Regions from separate parts of the Homo sapiens genome. Here region 2 is linked to region 1. Evidence: read pairs that join two places in POLR2A ChIA-PET (ENCODE). Cell type or tissue: PC-9. All regions are shown on one strand. Region 1 overlaps MASP1 (MBL associated serine protease 1). Region 2 has its middle 15 kb from the start of RTP1.

Evidence for each region. Peaks named below come from ENCODE experiments on the same cell type or tissue, not always from the same donor. Only the 100,000 strongest peaks of a DNase experiment are listed, where the experiment ranks them.
Region 2: POLR2A ChIA-PET joins it to region 1 with 5 read pairs; 6 of 35 experiments call an interaction of 5 or more read pairs at or near these places.

Annotation. Positions count from the first base shown.
Region 1 is chr3:187,274,514-187,278,513 of GRCh38, forward strand. The region is part of intron 2 of MASP1 (MBL associated serine protease 1); the gene reads right to left. Among named protein-coding and RNA genes, the nearest start is that of MASP1, 15 kb to the right of the region's middle. In PC-9, no CTCF peak of the experiment used is centred here; no DNase peak of the experiment used is centred here; H3K27me3 peaks cover 1,032 bases.
Region 2 is chr3:187,210,461-187,214,460 of GRCh38, forward strand. No RefSeq gene overlaps it. Among named protein-coding and RNA genes, the nearest start is that of RTP1, 15 kb to the left of the region's middle. In PC-9, no CTCF peak of the experiment used is centred here; a DNase peak (open chromatin) is centred at 1,631.

The DNA.
Region 1 (4,000 bases):
CATGAAAAGACCTCAAGTCTATACCTGGCGGAGGAACAGACTTGTTCAAAGTCAGTCAATGGCAGAGCCAGTACTGGGGCCTAGGTGCACTGCTCTTTCCAGGATGGTGTTCTTATTTGTTAATTAGGGTGAAAACCTCCTAACAGAGCTGAGTGAGCCCCTAAGCAGGTATTGTGTACATGCAAATGCTTGGCGCCATAAAGAATGTGGGGGCCTGAGAAACAGCTGGTGGGGGCCAGAGAAACAGCTGGCAGGTCCTAAGAGTCCAAGAATCCCACTGCTGCCAGGAAGGATTGCCCATTCTCGGGAGGGCTCTGGACAGAAAAGGGCAGCATGAGCAGAGGGAGAAGAAAGAGCTGGCAGGGGAGGGGTCCTGCCAAGAGCCTGGGAAGCGGGCATCCCGCAGGTGGGAAACCAGCAGTGCCCACCGTCTCAGAGGGAGCTGGGCTTGGGGGGTGGGGTGGGAGGGAAGAGTCTGGAATTGTGTCTGGGAGGGAGAGCCAGGGAGGATTGGCACTGTTTGGCCTGAGAATGGCTCAGACTCCCCCACCTCACCCCTTCTGGGACTCCAGAGCTGAGCTCATTCATATGCAAATCCCTTCAGCAACTTGGAGGCTGGGCCCCAAACAGTTCAGGACGGGAAAATAGCCTGAGGATGGGAAACACAAAGGGTTGCTGTGTTCTTCTGCGGCAGAAGCTGCGTGGCTCCAGGTGTGTCATAGCCAGGACGTGGGTGAAGGCAGTGATGAGGCTTGTGCTGAGTGGACAGAAGGGGCCGCCTTGGGCCAGTGTCTTCCAGCAGAGTTTCAAGGATTGTGAGCTGCTGTGTTCCTGTGACACTGCCCAGGACCTTGCCCTGACTCAGGCTAAACTTATATCCTCAAATCTTTGCACAGAAATCCTACAAGAGTGCTGGAATAAGGACCAACTGTCATAGCTCTGCCACTCATACCTCAGGGGTCACTTAAACCTCCCCAGGCGGTAGGTGTGCTGGAGCCGGCAGCTCACACCAGTTTATAAGAGCCAACTGTCAGCTTTTCAGAGATTTTGCTACCCTGTTGTTAAATCCAGCCATCATCAAGTTTCATAAACTTAAAATTAAGTACATTCTATTAGAAACCAGTTCTATGAAAACCAGTTCTGTGAAAACTCATTACTTCCTAATTATGTGATTGTTCTATGCTCTATGCTCTGCGGGCTCTCTGTGTCTGTGCTATCTGAATGTCGAATGATAAGCCACTGCGCATCTCTTTGCCCCCATTCCCTGCCCCCACCCCCCAATCTGGTTGTTAGCACCCATGCCCCTGTCTCCAGGGCACAGTTTTCACAAACGTAAAAAGTGGACATTAATACTCTGAGCATCAGGTCAAATGAGATTCGGGGCATGAAAGCAGCTTGTAAAGCCTGCCATTGGCTGGCAGCATTTAACAGGAACCCTGTTTTCCAGTCTCCCATCCCGCCCCCCATCTGTACCTCTCAGTCTTCATTCATGTTCCTGCCCTCCAGCCACACTGCCATCCTTGCTATTCTTCAAACACACCAGGCACTTTCCACCTGAGGGCACTGAATGTTCCCTCTGGTTAAAGTGCCCCCCAGGGTAGCCCCCCCAACAAGAAAGCCACATGGCTAACCTTACCTGCTTCAAGTGTTTGCTCAAATGTCACTCTCTCAATGAGCACCATATTTAAATCAGAGCCCCCATCTCAACTCATGCAGAGCCCTGCTCTATTTTATTTTTGTCCATAAACTTATTACTTAGTACATAATTTAGTTATGTATTATGTTTAGTGTTTATTGTCTGTTTATCCCAGTGCAATGTAAGCCTCACTTCAGAGATTTCTATCTGTTCTAATTACTGCTGTACCCTAAGCTCTAATAAATTGTAGGCACTGGATGAATATTTGTTGAATAAATGAATACCTCTTCGTCCCTTAACTTTTCCCTTTATAAGCACATCGAAGTAAAGTCAGGCACTGCTCTTCACCAAGGTGTTTTCAACAGCAACCTGTAATATACTCAAGCACAGAGATATGCACCCCATGTGCACCCACACCTGGGACCTTCCCAGCTCACACTCACCCACATGCTCTTCCTCAGCACTGCGAGCTTCCTTTTGTTTTCCATCACCCTGAAGCCTGTGCTGTTTGCACTTTTGGCATAAAATGAGCTTTCATTACACTTTCCTGAAGCAAGCTCATTTTCATTTTCTAATTCTTCTGAATAAGCTAGAATTGGTGTTTGGGTCCTGGTGTCTCTGGAGTGGGAGAATTCCACCGGAGACTACAATTGAAATTCATGAGAAATGTTTACCCATTTCTCATTTCCTTCTGGGGCCAAGGCCTCCTGTCCACTCCCAGAGAATGAGCAGAGTTATGCAGTAGGTGAAATGAGTTCAGCCGGAAGGTCGAGGGCATGTTCTAAGTAAACACAGAGCATTGCACAGAAATTAGGAGCTTAGGGGTCAGAAGAGTCCCACTTGGGAGCGACTTACCTCTCAATTACACAGCAGGATGCAGACTGACCCAATGTGGCCTGAGGGAAGGGGCATTGGACTGGGAGTCACAGACCATCAGAACTGGAAGGGTTTGGAGAGGCCAGCTGGTCCAGTTCCCTCATCAGGCAGATGGGGAAACTGAGGCCTTGAATGAAGACGTGACTTGCCCAAGCTCTCAGCAGGAGTCAGCAGCTGTTTTCTAGGCCAGAGCCCTTTCCACTGCCAGGAGACATGTGCCTTTTCCTGTTCTGCCCAGGACTGTGCTTTCTACTGGAGAAAACACAGACATAGGCCCTGAACTCATGGGGCTGGCAATCTAGTGGGAATGAGCTTGAGCTCATCAGAAAGGATGTACTACAAGCAGATGATACAAGCACTTGCAGATTCACTGTAGTTCAGACTCCATTTTCTATTATTTTTAAAAAACATTTTTTTCTCTCAAAGGATAAAAGAGAACGTTATTTAAAATAATCTAGACAATATAGGGACCCTCAAGGACCTTCTGTTTTACTAAATTTTATGAAATCATCTTGACAAATAGAGTATTGTTTCAGGAATAATGCATGGCCAGGAAACACAACAGGACCCCTTCCACAGTAAAGCCTGTTCTGAGGAAGGCTGCATGGAGACACAGAACCATGACTTGGGGAGTTAGAAGAGCAGGGATTCAAGCCTGGCTTTCCTGCAGAGACTTGAACAAATTCACTTGTACCTGTTTCCTTTTTTGTAAATTAGGTGCAATAATCCGTGCTCTTCCTATTCCATGGGAATCAAATGAGTTAATAGATTAGAAACTGCTGTAAAATGTGTGTTTCTACAAGGTAAATACAAAGGAGAAATAAATAACCTCCTGCTTTCGAATAGTGCTTTGGAAGCACTTTTCCATAAATTGCTAGAAAAAACTCAGTAACATTAGCAAGGTCATACATAGGCAGTCAGTGGTAGGGTCAGAGTTGATAAGAAAACTGACATTCATTGAACATCTGGTGATACCAGGCAGACACTTTATTACTCATACCATTGCCTTCATTACCACTATAATAGTACTTTTGAGCTAATTAGAGATGTGTTGGACATATGACATTAAAGCATTTACTTCATTTGGCATTCACAGTAAGTCTATGAAATAAGCATCATTATTATCTCCATTTTACAGATGGAGAAGAAAATCTTAGCAAGGTTAAGCAACTGCTCCAGTAAGAAGTGGAGGCAAGACTTGACGCTGGGTCTGAATGACTCCAAAGTTTGAGCTCCCAACCACTGAGCACAACTGCGTTTTGCAGTACTGATTCCACTTAGACCCTCATGTCATTCAAATCCTCCCACAACCTGTGAGGAAGACGTTGTATTCATTAGGAACTCTTCCTTTCAACTGATGACAAAACCATTGCTGAGGGAGATCAAGGAGCTTCACCAAGGTTCCTCACTCAGATGGTGGCAGAGACAGAATTTAATCCTCACTGTGTTAATCCTCTCTCCATCACTGTCTCTGTGCTCTTTCTACAC
Region 2 (4,000 bases), 64 kb before region 1:
TTTGAAATGGTTTATTTATTAACTGTAGAGTTATTTATTTTCTTCCCTCATATTTATTTCAAAGCAATGATTTCATTTTTCCAGAAGCACGATGGTCACTCTTCATTCTTCAAAGATAGCTGTTTAAAAACATCTCTTTAAACAGAAAACACCAGTAATTTTCTGGGCTCCCTTCCCATTGGCTGGAATACTCCAGAGGAATTTAGTTCTTTTCCAAGTCCCATTCTGGTTCTCTGTGGGACTCCTAGCTAAGGAATTTCCTTTGGAGTCATTTTTGGCATTGCTTGGGTACTGCCACATGCACCAGGGAAATGAAATCCGCCTGTTATATGACTATGCTGTTACAGAGTCCTGTAGAGGTGGTTGCATTAGTGGTTGTGGTATAGAAGAGCTCATTGGCCTTGGAGTCAGAAAACCTTGGTTTCAGACCTGGTTTAACCATTATCTAGGCTGCTGGCCTTGGGCGACGTAGTCTTTCCTCTCCCCTAGATATCAGTTTCCTTATTTGTAAAGCAATCAGATAAAGTGCCCGAAGGGTCTCTGCCAGCTTTGACCTTAATCACAAACTGCTACTTAGCCCTATTTTGGGGAAGGAGGGGAATTTGGAATGGTGTCCTAACCCTGACCCTTCCAACAGGTCATCTGATTGTTACCCCAGGATTTCAGTCTGCCTAGGTTGATTTGGTGTTTGACCCTCTTATCTGAAACCTTCATAACATCTTTCTTTCCCTTTCTTATCTGGAAACAAACATATGTCTTACTCTCTGACTTTTCTCTAAAGGAATTCAAGTTTTTAAAGGCAGTTACCTTGAGAGGTGTTGTTTTATACAAGAACTTGGGTGATAGTGATGAAATTTCCGTCTTTTTCTTATCCTTTCACTTCTTTTAAAACAAGCTCAATAATCCTACATCACCATCTTAATAGGGTCATAATGATATTTACAGAATGTCGTAAAATATTCCCTATTTTCAAGATTCATTCATTTAATGGATGTTTATTGAGTGCATATTATGTGTCAGATATTTTTCTAGGCACTTGGGGATATGGCAGAGAAGAGCTACTAAATTGCTGTTATTGTGGATAGAGGAGCTAGACAATACACAATGTAAGTTGAGATGTGTGGTATATTAGATAGGGTTACATACTAAGAAGAAGAACAAAGTAGGCAAGGGAGATAGGAAAGGTAGGGAATGAAGTTACAATCTAAATTGGGTAGTGAGGGAAGGCCTTACTAAGAGGATGACACTGGGGGAAAAAAAAGATGAAGGAAACAAATAAGAGGAATGGCAGGTGCCAAGGCCCTGAGGCAGGAGCATCCTGAAATGTTCATACATGAGGAGGCTAATGTGTGCAGTAGGACCAGAGTGGTAACGGGGATCAGGTCACTGTCAGAACACTGGTTTTTAATCTGAATTAGATAGGAAGCCACTGGAGAAGTTGAGTGGCAGGGTGATGTTACCCAATTTACTGTCACCCAGTTGATAACAGACCATAGAGATACAAGAATGAAAGAGGAAATATTAGCCAGGAGGCTCCTGCAGTACTCCTTGCAAGAGGCTGTAGTGACCCGTTCCAGGGTGGTAGCAGCTGTGGTTGAGTCTGGATGTACTTTAAAGGTGGAGCTGAGAGGATTTGCTGGTGACTCAGATGTGCAGTATGAGAGAGAGAGGAGTCAAAGACGCCCCAAGATTTTTGGCCTGTGCAACTGGAAGAATGGAGTGTCTACTTTCTGAGATGAGGAAGGCCGTGAGGAACAAATTTTGGGGCAATATGAGGACCTCAGTTTTGGACATGGGCATTCTGTTAGACATTAAACATGAGAAATGCGAAGGTGGCAGTTGAAATATCACGCCTGTGGTTTAGAGGAGGTGCCCAAGCTAGAGATGAAATTGGAGAGCCATCAGCATTTAGGTGGTTTTAAATGTCATAAGCCTAGATGAGATTATTTAGGGAGTGAGGGTAGAGAGGAAAGAAAAGAGGCCAAAGAGCTGAGCCCAGGGAATCCCCATGTAGAGAGGTTGGAAAAATAAGGAGAAACTAACAGGGAGACTGTGGGGACTGAGGCACAGAGAGCAGGATTCCCTGGGGCTTTCAGAGCTTTGGGAGCAGAGTGAGGACTGGAATCCAGGCCTTCACAACCAGGTTCAGAGCTCTGTCTACTGGCCCAAGGCTCCTTCTCTCTCATGGCACCAGCTACTTCTCGTATTGGAATCTTGCTGATGTCCCTTGCATGGGACACATTGTTTCATCGAATCTGAGCAGGAGGTGGATTTTTGTCTCTATTTTTTTTTCAGTGCACTTGAAGTACTTCATAACTTTAAAATGCACTCAAATGAAAAGACTTGGTGGGAGGCCCAGACTGCTATCATGGATTTGGGCGTCAGACATGCAAACTCAGACCAAAGGGAGATGTTGTCAGAGTTGTTAAAAGAAGGATTCTGTTGTCTTGGATCCCACTGGCAGGCCTGGGCCACACATGAGCATTTAACTGGCAGGGATTAAATAAACCAGATGGTCCCAGGCGATGGGCAAGATGGGATAACGTCACAGGACAAATAGCCCAAGGGGAGAAGAGAGTCCTCACTTTCAAACTAGGTCAGCATCTTCTGAGACCACAGGCCTGGTCTACATCTACACTGTGACCTTCGGATCCCCAGGCTTGCTCTGGTTGGTGCTGGCCTGTTGGTATCCATTGGGGTATCATAACCTCTGACTTTGTAGAGGTCTCCTTTGGGACTGAAAGATGCTGGCAGGGAAGACATGTTTTTGCCCATGCTGATCTGTTTGTCATTCAGACACTCACCCTGGGTACCGTCCAGGCCCCACACACCTTCCCATTGTCATCACACTGCTTTATCCTAATACCCCATTCCTCAGAGAAGACTCCCTTGGTGGCTTTGTGATCTGCCTAGGTGTTGAAATGGTCCTGGTTCTTTTTCCTTATTATCAGAAGCTCATTGCTAGGAATTGAGCTTGTGTTTCTGCATTCAAATGACATTTTTCTTTTCTTCTTGAAAAAAAAAATGCCAACACAGGAAATTGTTGCAAAGGCACTGTTTGTCTCCTTCCCTCAAGTTCAGAGAACCCATGGCTTCCTTTCTATGGACAAGTGCTGGTACCAGTGGGTCACAGAAAGACCAGGGACCTGGGAAACGATTTCTGCTTTTGGGTTTTGGTTTCTGCCCTCTTTTCTCTCTACTTCTCTACTAATTCACTGTGAAGTGTTAACAGAGGTTGAGAATCTGTTAAAAGTGACTTCTCTAAGCCCAGCCCTAGGTTCTCAGAGCCCCCAGAAGGAGATTCCTCTCCTCCCTGTAAGCTGGCCTGCCTCGTTCAGGACCATTAGGTCTCTTGCCTAATGTACTGTAGCCATCTTGAGTCTCCCTCAGTTCACTGCATTTAATGCCTCATTTGAAAGGGAAAGCTGATCACATCTCTCTTTGGTTTAAAATCCTTAGATGGCTCCCTATTCCCAAAAGCAAGCTGTGTATTCAAGGCTTTTTATAATCCTGCACATAGAGATCTTCCCAAATGGTGTGATGTTCTTTCTCCCAAACTGTCTGTCTCTCTAGGGACTATATCATTCAGTTTTCCACAAATGCCTGGTGTCCTTTCATATCTCCGCTTTCTCATATGCTACTCCCCATTGCCTGGGATGCTCCTCCTCCTCTTGGTTTACTACTGCAAGGTAAAACAGTACCATTCTTTCCAGAAAACACTAGTGCAGAAAGGTCTTAGCAATGGTGTTGCTACTGAGAGTCACAAAATAGTTCTGGACCACGGGCTACAATATCAGGGAATCTATCTCATCTCTGTCTCTTGCTGGTTGAGTGACCTAAGTCAGAGGTTGCACACTGGTGGGAGAGCCTATAATAATGACTTTCAAATTGCATGTCCATTAGAATCACCTGTGGATCTTTAGAAAATCCCAGTGCTCAGGCCTTACTCTAGATTGATCATATTTGGATCTCTGTGGTTGAGACACAGACATTGGCATTT